2 separate regions of the Homo sapiens genome follow, and region 2 is linked to region 1. A link is an interaction called in ENCODE POLR2A ChIA-PET data of the cell type or tissue named here. Cell type or tissue: B cell. All regions are shown on one strand. Each heading gives the region's core, and the rest is flanking DNA. Links, peaks and the distances in the headings are about the cores only.

Region 1 (4,306 bases), core at 307-4,306:
CAATGGGTCCTGGAACAGGAAAAGGACATTAGGTAAAACGCAAGGAAATCTAAGTAAACCATGAACTTTAGTTAATTAGAGAGACAGACAGACAGAGAGAAAGAAAGAGTCCATTTTCTATAAAACCGAGCCTAACCTCAAACCTTGACCTTTTTCATTGAGTCATCTGAACCCAATGGAGATATAGACAGGAAACAACTTTCCTCTTCTCCCATTCATGGCCTTCAAACATGCTCTGTTTCTCTATTGGATTCCCCATCCATCTGCCTTGGCATCTTCACAGGTTGATCCCACAGTTTTCTCATTTTCAGGAATAAAAGCCCACTCCAGTCTAAATCAAAACTTCCCTCTCACATCCATGCCGGGCACAGTGGCTCACACCTGTAATCCCAGCAGTTTGGGAGGCCAAGGCAGAAGGATTGCTTGGGCCCAGAAGTTCAAGACCAACCTGGGCAACATGGCAAGACCTCCTCTCTACAAAAAAATGTTTAAAAATAAAAAAATTAGCCAGGCATGGTGCACACACCTGTGATTGTGGTCCCAGCTACTCAGGAGGCTGAGGCAAGAGGATTGTTTGAGCTCAGGAGGTCGAGGCTGCAGTGAGCCATGATTGTGGCACATGAACCCCAACCTGGGTGACAGAGCAAGACTCTGTATCTAAAAAAAAAAAAAAAAGATAGCAAACTTCCTTTTCACATCCAATTTAAGGCTTGTCCTCCTCCTCCTCTTAGATCTGACTGAGATCTGGGTCCATATTAAAGACTCCTTTAGTACAACAAACACCATATATCCTCACGTAAGTCCATGAATATCTGACATTTCTCATATCTACTTTCTCTCGATTTATTGATAGATAGGTATACATTGTTTTAATTTTATGGGTACATAGTAGGTGTATATATGTATGGGGTACATGAAATGTTTTGATACAGGCATGCAATATGAAATAAGCATTCATGGAGAATGGAGTATCCATCCCCTCAAGCAAGGATAAACCTTTGAGTTACAAACAATCCAATTACACTCTTTAAAGGTGTACATTTTTTTTTTTTTTGAGACGGAGTCTCACTCTGTCGCCCAGGCTGGAGTGGAGTGGCACGATCTTGGCTCACTGCAGCCTCCACCTCCCAAGTTCAAGCCATTCTCCTGCCTCAGCCTCCCGAGTAGCTGGGATCACAGGCACATGCCACCATGCCTGGCTAATTTTTGTATTTTTAGTAGAGACGGAGTTTCACCAGGTTGGCCAGGCTGGTCTTGAACACCTGATCTCAGGTGATCCGCCCATCTCGGCCTCTCAAAGTGCTGGGATTACAGGTGCGAGCCATCGCGCCTGGCCTAGAGGTGTACATTTTTTAACAGAACCATTCAAAAGGAGGTTGTGGGGATCATGACACTTCCATGCTACAGCATTAATCTCCTAAGAATAAGGATACACTCCCACATACCATGACACTCTGTTCACACCTAAAAAAATTTACATTTATTCCAGAATATCATCTAATCTCCAGTCCGTGCTTACATGTCCCCAATTGTCCCCAAAACATCTTTTATAGATTTTTTTAAAATTTTGTTTAAATGCCATATCCAATCGATATGGCAATCAAATGCAAATCCATATTGCATTTGGTTATGTCTCTTAGTCTTTTTGCATAAGGGGGGCCTCTCTTTAGGATGCAAAATCTTTATCATCTCTTCTTTTCCACTTGGGGACTTGGGCTGAAAATCAGGAGTGGCTGGAACACGCCCATTTACTGTTTGGTTTTGCAGGTTGTTGGAGGGTACTACAGAAGAACATCCCTCTGGAGAGGGGCCGTGAGCCTGGTTGGCCTAGACTGAGTGCCCTGGCAGAGCTCTTCCTCATGTGTGCAGTGGGAAAGAAGCCCAGATCAGTCCAAAGGCCTAACCCCCACTCCCAGACCCTACCCTACTCTTCAGAGAAATAGGCTCCCTACCCTGAACCCTAAAGACAGCTGTACCTTCATCCCCAGGGACCCAGCACCCCTTCTGGCCTATCCCCAAAGAGTCACCCTGGGTCTTAGGTAGTAGGTGGAGCTGAGGGATAATGGCCCAAGGCCAAGAGTTGATCCTTCCAACTTTGTTCAGTGATCCAGCTTTCATATCAGGTGATCAGGACAACCAGGCCAATCTGATAGGGGGCGGTGTTTATAAAAAGGCCACTCACCTAGAGCCAGAAGCTCCACACCAGCCATTACAACCCTGCCAATCTCAAGCACCTGCCTCTACAGGTACCTTTCTTGGGACCAATTTACAATCTCTGGGATCCCCAACTATAGAACCTGGAAGCTAGTGGGGACAGAAAGACGGGGAGCCTGGGCTAGGTGTAGGGGTCCTGAGTTCCGGGCTTTGCTACCCAGCTCTTGACTTCTGTTTCCCGATTTTAAATGAGCAGTTTGGACTAAGCCATTTTTAAGGAGAGCGATGGGGAGGGCTTCCCCCTTAGCACAAGGGCAGCCCTGGCCCTGGCTGAAGCCCAACCCCAACCTCCAAGACTGTGAGAGGATGGGGACTCATCCCTGGAGGAGGTGCCCCTCCTGGTATTGATAAAGAATGCCCTGGGGAGGGGGCATCACAGGCTATTTGAACCAGCCCTGGGACCTTGGCCACCTCAGTGTCACTGGGTAGGGGGAACTCCTGGTCCCTTGGGTATATGGAAGGTATCAGCAGAAAGCCAGCACTGGCAGGGACTCTTTGGTACAATACCCAGCATGCATGCTGTGCCAGGGGCTGACAAGGGTGCTGTCCTTGGCTTCCCCATTTTGGAGTGGTCACTTGCCTCTACTCCAGCCCCAGAAGTGGAAACTGAGATGATGTGTGGAGGAGAGAGCCAGCGTTCATGTTGGGAATCTTGAGGCTCCTTTCCAGCTCTCAGATTCTGTGATGCTCAAAGGGTGAGCTCTGTGGGCCCAGGACGCATGGTAGATGGAGCTTAGTCTTTCTGGTATCCAGCTGGGAGCCAAGCACAGAACACGCATCAGTGTTTATCAAATGACTGAGGAAATGAATGAATGAATGTCTCCATCTCAACCCTCAGCCTGGTCCCTCCTTTTTTCCCTGCAGTTGGTACAGATGGCATTGTCCCAGTCTGTTCCCTTCTCGGCCACAGAGCTTCTCCTGGCCTCTGCCATCTTCTGCCTGGTATTCTGGGTGCTCAAGGGTTTGAGGCCTCGGGTCCCCAAAGGCCTGAAAAGTCCACCAGAGCCATGGGGCTGGCCCTTGCTCGGGCATGTGCTGACCCTGGGGAAGAACCCGCACCTGGCACTGTCAAGGATGAGCCAGCGCTACGGGGACGTCCTGCAGATCCGCATTGGCTCCACGCCCGTGCTGGTGCTGAGCCGCCTGGACACCATCCGGCAGGCCCTGGTGCGGCAGGGCGACGATTTCAAGGGCCGGCCTGACCTCTACACCTCCACCCTCATCACTGATGGCCAGAGCTTGACCTTCAGCACAGACTCTGGACCGGTGTGGGCTGCCCGCCGGCGCCTGGCCCAGAATGCCCTCAACACCTTCTCCATCGCCTCTGACCCAGCTTCCTCATCCTCCTGCTACCTGGAGGAGCATGTGAGCAAGGAGGCTAAGGCCCTGATCAGCAGGTTGCAGGAGCTGATGGCAGGGCCTGGGCACTTCGACCCTTACAATCAGGTGGTGGTGTCAGTGGCCAACGTCATTGGTGCCATGTGCTTCGGACAGCACTTCCCTGAGAGTAGCGATGAGATGCTCAGCCTCGTGAAGAACACTCATGAGTTCGTGGAGACTGCCTCCTCCGGGAACCCCCTGGACTTCTTCCCCATCCTTCGCTACCTGCCTAACCCTGCCCTGCAGAGGTTCAAGGCCTTCAACCAGAGGTTCCTGTGGTTCCTGCAGAAAACAGTCCAGGAGCACTATCAGGACTTTGACAAGGTGAGCCCGGGGTGCAGGTGGCAAGGGGCACCTTGCAGGGCCTGGGTGCAGCCCCTCCCTCCCAGCTCCAGCATGCCCACACAGCTGCTGTGTTGCCAAGGCCTAGGAAGGCTCTGGACACCTCAGACCAGCTGTGTGACCTGGAGCCGACTCTTCCCCTTCTCTGGGCCTCAGTTTCCTCATCCTTGAAGCCCCCTTCTCAGGGCTCCTCAAAGCCCCCAAGAAAAAAGCCCTGGAAATGGGGCCCTAGCAGAGTCCTGCAATGTGGGGGGCCTATGAGTGAGAAAGCTTTCATTCTGCAGAAACCTAAACCCCAACAGAGGCTAATCCCCAGCTCTGGTGTCACGTTGCTTCCCTGTGTTCACACTAACCTTTTCCTTCTTTGAAA
Region 2 (4,377 bases), core at 197-4,196, 610 kb after region 1:
GGCATGAGCTCCCTGCAGGACCGGCATGGCCGTACCATCTGGTTCCAGGTTGGGCCCTACTGTTCACACAGGCAGAGACCCCAGGAGGCTGATGGGTGGAAACGTGGGGTCACAATAACTGGGGTGGTGATGCTCAGGGTCTGTCTAGACCCTCCAAGGACCACACTGTTCCTGAGGGTCACACCCCTCCCCTCCCATGCGTCCCAGGGTTGCAGCTAGTGGAAGTAGCCCAAGGCAGGTAGCCCAAGTGAAAGTAGCCAAGGGCAGAGCAGCTTTGCTGATGTGGACTCTAACATGGGGGATGTCCTAGAGGCTTCCTAAGGGAGAAGCTACACTGATCTGGATGGGTGTGTGTGAGTCCTGCCTCTCCAAGGAATACCGCCCCTGTGCCAACCCAGGCTGATTCCTGAATTATCCCCATCCCATTTTAGGGGGATCCTGGACCGTTGGCACCCAAAGGTAAGCTACTCCTAATGTAATAGGCTAAGAGAGCAGAAAGGACTTCACGCCTGCAAGGGCTACAGCACCCTTCTCCACCCTATCCCCCTGCAACCCTGGGAGTCACCCCTGGGCAGGATAGGACCCTCCAACTCCAACACCAGTGTCCTGCAGGGCGCAAGTCCCGCAAAAAGAAATCCAAGGCCACACAGCTGAGTCCTGAGGACAGAGTGGAGGTATGGCTGCCTGCTCCCGCCTCCTCCCCTGCACTCTGCAGCCCTGGCTGCCCCTCCCAGGCAGCTGCCTTACCCTAAGAGGGCGGGGGGAGTGGTGGGCCCTAACCAACCTCTGAACTGCTTTCTGAGCCCCTCAGGGACCCGTGTCTCCTCCATCCAGGACGCTTTGCCTCCAAGCAAGGCCCCTTCCAGGACACGAAGGGCAAAGAGAGACCTTCCTAAGAGGACTGCAACCCAGCGGCCTGAGGGGACCAGCCTCCAGCAGGACCCAGAAGCTCCCACAGTGCCCAAGAAGGGGAGGAGGAAGGGGCGACAGGCAGCCTCTGGTGGGCTTTCCTCATCACTCCCAGAAACTGGCTCTACAGGAGAGGATGGGATGGTGGCCTAGGAGCGCGTGTACAAAGGTGGGAGAAAGGCTGCCATGGCAGCCCCTGGAGTCTTAGCTGACCATCTTGCCTGTTCTTCCCCCAGGCCACTGCAGACCCCGGAAGGTCAAGGCTGACATCCCATCCTTGGAACCAGAGGGGACCTCAGCCTCTTAGCAGGAGGCTCTCCTTGCTTGCACTCACCCTTTCTTATTGTCTTGCCCTGCATCTGGGGGTCTGAATTTTTGGGAGCAGGCAATATCTGAAGGTGCAAACAGGCCCTACGGCTGTTCCCTGCACAACTCTCATGGTTTTAATTGTACCCCATCTTCCACATCTTTAAAGCTCATGTGAAAAATGCTGCATTTTTAATAAACTGATACATTTGAACTTCTTGGCACCTCTTGGTCTGAGATGGCCAGGTAGGAAGGGCCTGCTGTCCGGTCCTGGTGACAGAAGGCCCAGCTCCTCACAAGGCAAACTGAGCCCCCATCCCAGTCCTCAAGGCTCTGACTCTATCAGAGGACAGTTTGCCTCTGCAAGGACAGCCCCTCAGAGGTGGTACAAAGACCCTGGCCCCAGGCAGCCCAGGAGCCAGAGCTCCTCCAGTCCAGATTCTCCAGGGTCCAGGGCTGCCCCCTCATCCTGGCAGGAGCCAGGCAAAACCCACCCTTCGGCCCCTCCCCAGCCCCAGGCCCAGGCCCTTTACCTGCTGGCACAGGGGAGGGGCTTCTCAACTCATGGTCTCTTCACTGGCTTTTGGTGGCTCGAGGTCCCCAGTCTCTCCTGTGGGGGCTGCAACCCAGACCCTGCACGCACAGGTACCTTAGGATCTTGCCCCTACCCACCAAATACCTGGGAAGCCATCCCACCCCAGACTTCCCACCCCCACCCCAAGCGTGAGGATGGGCCCTAAGGGGACTGAGCAGCAGGGTTCCCGATCCAAGGATTTATTCCACAAGAAAAGACTGATCCCTGCTTTAGGCTGGGGAAGCAGAAATTAGGAGTCCCCAGAGCCTTCTACAAACAAAACCCCAGCCCCAGGGACTCAGTGTGGCGGAGGCTGAAGCACGAGCAACAGGGACAGCACTTGGAAGGGAGAAAAGGTGAGCTTCAGGCGGTTGTCCCGAAGGGTCAAGTGGCCAGCAGGGTCTGGTCGCTCCAAGAGATCGCAGCTGGAGAACAGGAGGGGCCATGAAGGCTCTGCGAGGGCGAGACTCGACCCCCGCCCCAATCCCACACCGCCACTCACAGGATGGCCTCCTGAACCGGCAGCGACAAGTGCAGCCAGCAGTCCACGTGGCTGCCGTGGGCCTCATACAGCCTCAGGACCAGCGAGCGGCGCTGGGGGCTGCTCTCCGCCTGCAGAGGAACACGTCTGGTGGGAGGGGCCGAGGGCAGGCCCAGTTCGGAACCCCGTCCCCAGCACGTCCCACCCCTTGCCTGCTTGACGGTCTCCAATACGACCGCGGGTGAAGACACGGAAAACGCACTCCAGGAGGTGGCGGGCGCTGGGCTGGGGGCTGGCAGAGCCAACAGGGGGAAGTTTAGGCTGTAGGCAGCTTGGATAACGCCAGCATCCTGGAAAGAGCCTGGGGTACGACCAGGAAACAATGCTGGTGGAGAATGGGGGCTACCCTCCCCTGTCCCTAGAAGGGGCAGGAAGCCAGGTTGCTGGGGTTTGGGCTCAGGGAAGGGCAGAGAGGTGTCTAGGGCTGCAGGAAGGCCCCACCGTCCCCAGCACTCACCCTTGTGCGGCATCAGTGCATAGGTGAACTCGTGGCGCCCCGTGTCAGCAGTAGCGTCCGGGGCTTTAGGCGCCCGCAAGCTGGGGTGAGGAGGGCGCGTAGGGGCCACGCTGAAGCTGTTGGAGTTGTGGTCGGGAAGACCCATTTCTCCATGCCAGCTCCCAGGCCTGGTGGGTACCCCACTTACAGCGAGAGGCTGAGGATGCTGCCTCGCACTGACGCGCCATACTTGCAGTCGTTGAGCAGGGCCAGCCCAAAGCCGTGTTCTGACAGATCCATCCAGCGATGGGCCCACACCTGGAGGGCAGATCCAAGACCCACTTGGTGGCCCTGTGCCCCTCTTTGTGCTCCCAGACTCCAGAGCTCCTGTCACTAGGCCGAGCACAAGCTCTAGAACCACACAACTGAACTCCAGCTCCCACTGTACGGGGCCCTGGGCATGCCACCCAACCTGCCTAAGCCTCAGTTTCCTTATCTGTGAAACGGGAATAAATAATAGTACTCACCCCATCGAATGATCATGAGTATCAAATTAAATGTAAAACTTTGTTTTTTTCACACAGGATCTCAGTCTGTCACCCAGGCTGGAGTGCAGTGGCTTGATCTCGGCTCACTGCAACCTCCGCCCTCCAGGATTCAAGTGATTCTCCTGCCTCAGCCTCCCAAGTAGCTGGGATAACAGGACATGTGCCACCACGCCCGGCTTTTTTTTTTTTTTTGAGATGGAGTCTCACTCTGTTGCCAGGCTGGAGTGCAGTGGCACAATCTCAGCTCACTGCAACCTCCGCCTAAAGGGTTCAAGCGATTCTCCTGCCTCAGCCTCCCGAGTAGCTGGGATAACAGGACATGTGCCACCACGCCTGGCTAATTTTTCTGTATTTTTAGTAGAGATGGGGGTTCACCATGTTGTCTATGATGGTCTCGATCTCTTGACCTCGTGATCCGCCCACCTCGGCCTTCCAAAGTGCTGGGATTATAGGCCTGAGAACACTGCGCCTGGCCAATTTTTGTATTTTTTTTTTTTTTTTTTTTGAGACAGAGTCTCGCTCTGTCGCCCAGGCTGGAGTGCAGTGGCACGATCTTGGCTCACTGCAAGCTCTGCCTCCCAGATTCACGCCATTCTCCTGCCTCAGCCTCCCAAGTAGCTGGGACTACAGGCGCCCACCACCACACCCGGCTAAATTTTTGTATTTTTAGTAGAGACAGGGTTTCATCGTGTTAGCCAGGATGGTCTCGATCTCTTGACCTCGTGATCCACCCACCTCAGCCTCCCAAACTGCTGGGATTACAGGCGTGAGTCACCACGCCCGGCCCAATTTTTGTATTTTTAGTAGAGATGGCGTTTCACCATGTTGGCCAGGCTGGTCTTGAACTCCTGACCTCAGGTGATCCACCCACCTCGGCCTCCCAAAGTGCTGGAATTACAGGCGTGAGCCACTGTGCCTTGCCAATGTAAAGCATTTAGTGCAATGCCTGGCACACACGTTAGGAAGCAGCAAATGTTGATTATCCTCTTCCTCCCCAGCCTGTTCCACACAAGCAGTCTCCCCAGCCAGGGAGGAGTCCAAGGCCACTCCCACCCTGCCATGT

What was found. ChIA-PET counts read pairs that join two places held together with the same protein. Peaks named below come from ENCODE experiments on the same cell type or tissue, not always from the same donor. Only the 100,000 strongest peaks of a DNase experiment are listed, where the experiment ranks them.
Region 2: POLR2A ChIA-PET joins it to region 1 with 5 read pairs; 2 of 35 experiments call an interaction of 5 or more read pairs at or near these places.

What each region holds. Positions count from the first base shown.
Region 1 is chr15:74,746,652-74,750,957 of GRCh38, forward strand. CYP1A2 (cytochrome P450 family 1 subfamily A member 2) reads left to right here and starts at 2,194. Exons shown (of 7, transcript NM_000761.5): 1 at 2,194-2,246; 2 at 3,079-3,918. The coding sequence starts at 3,088. RefSeq lists a cis regulatory region at 1-863, promoters at 1-2,284, 1-218, 1,950-3,087 and an enhancer at 1-96. In B cell, for the core only: no CTCF peak of the experiment used is centred there; no DNase peak of the experiment used is centred there.
Region 2 is chr15:75,353,819-75,358,195 of GRCh38, forward strand. It overlaps NEIL1 (nei like DNA glycosylase 1), which reads left to right. Exons shown (of 10, transcript NM_024608.4): 6 at 1-48; 7 at 432-459; 8 at 613-674; 9 at 835-1,000; 10 at 1,146-3,297. The coding sequence ends at 1,216. It overlaps MAN2C1 (mannosidase alpha class 2C member 1), which reads right to left. Exons shown (of 26, transcript NM_006715.4): 22 at 2,975-3,084; 23 at 2,788-2,867; 24 at 2,483-2,631; 25 at 2,292-2,401; 26 at 1,974-2,214. The coding sequence ends at 2,088. Among named protein-coding and RNA genes, the nearest start is that of MIR631, 2.3 kb to the left of the region's middle. RefSeq lists an enhancer at 2,310-2,604. In B cell, for the core only: no CTCF peak of the experiment used is centred there; DNase peaks (open chromatin) are centred at 903, 1,452, 2,279 and 2,653.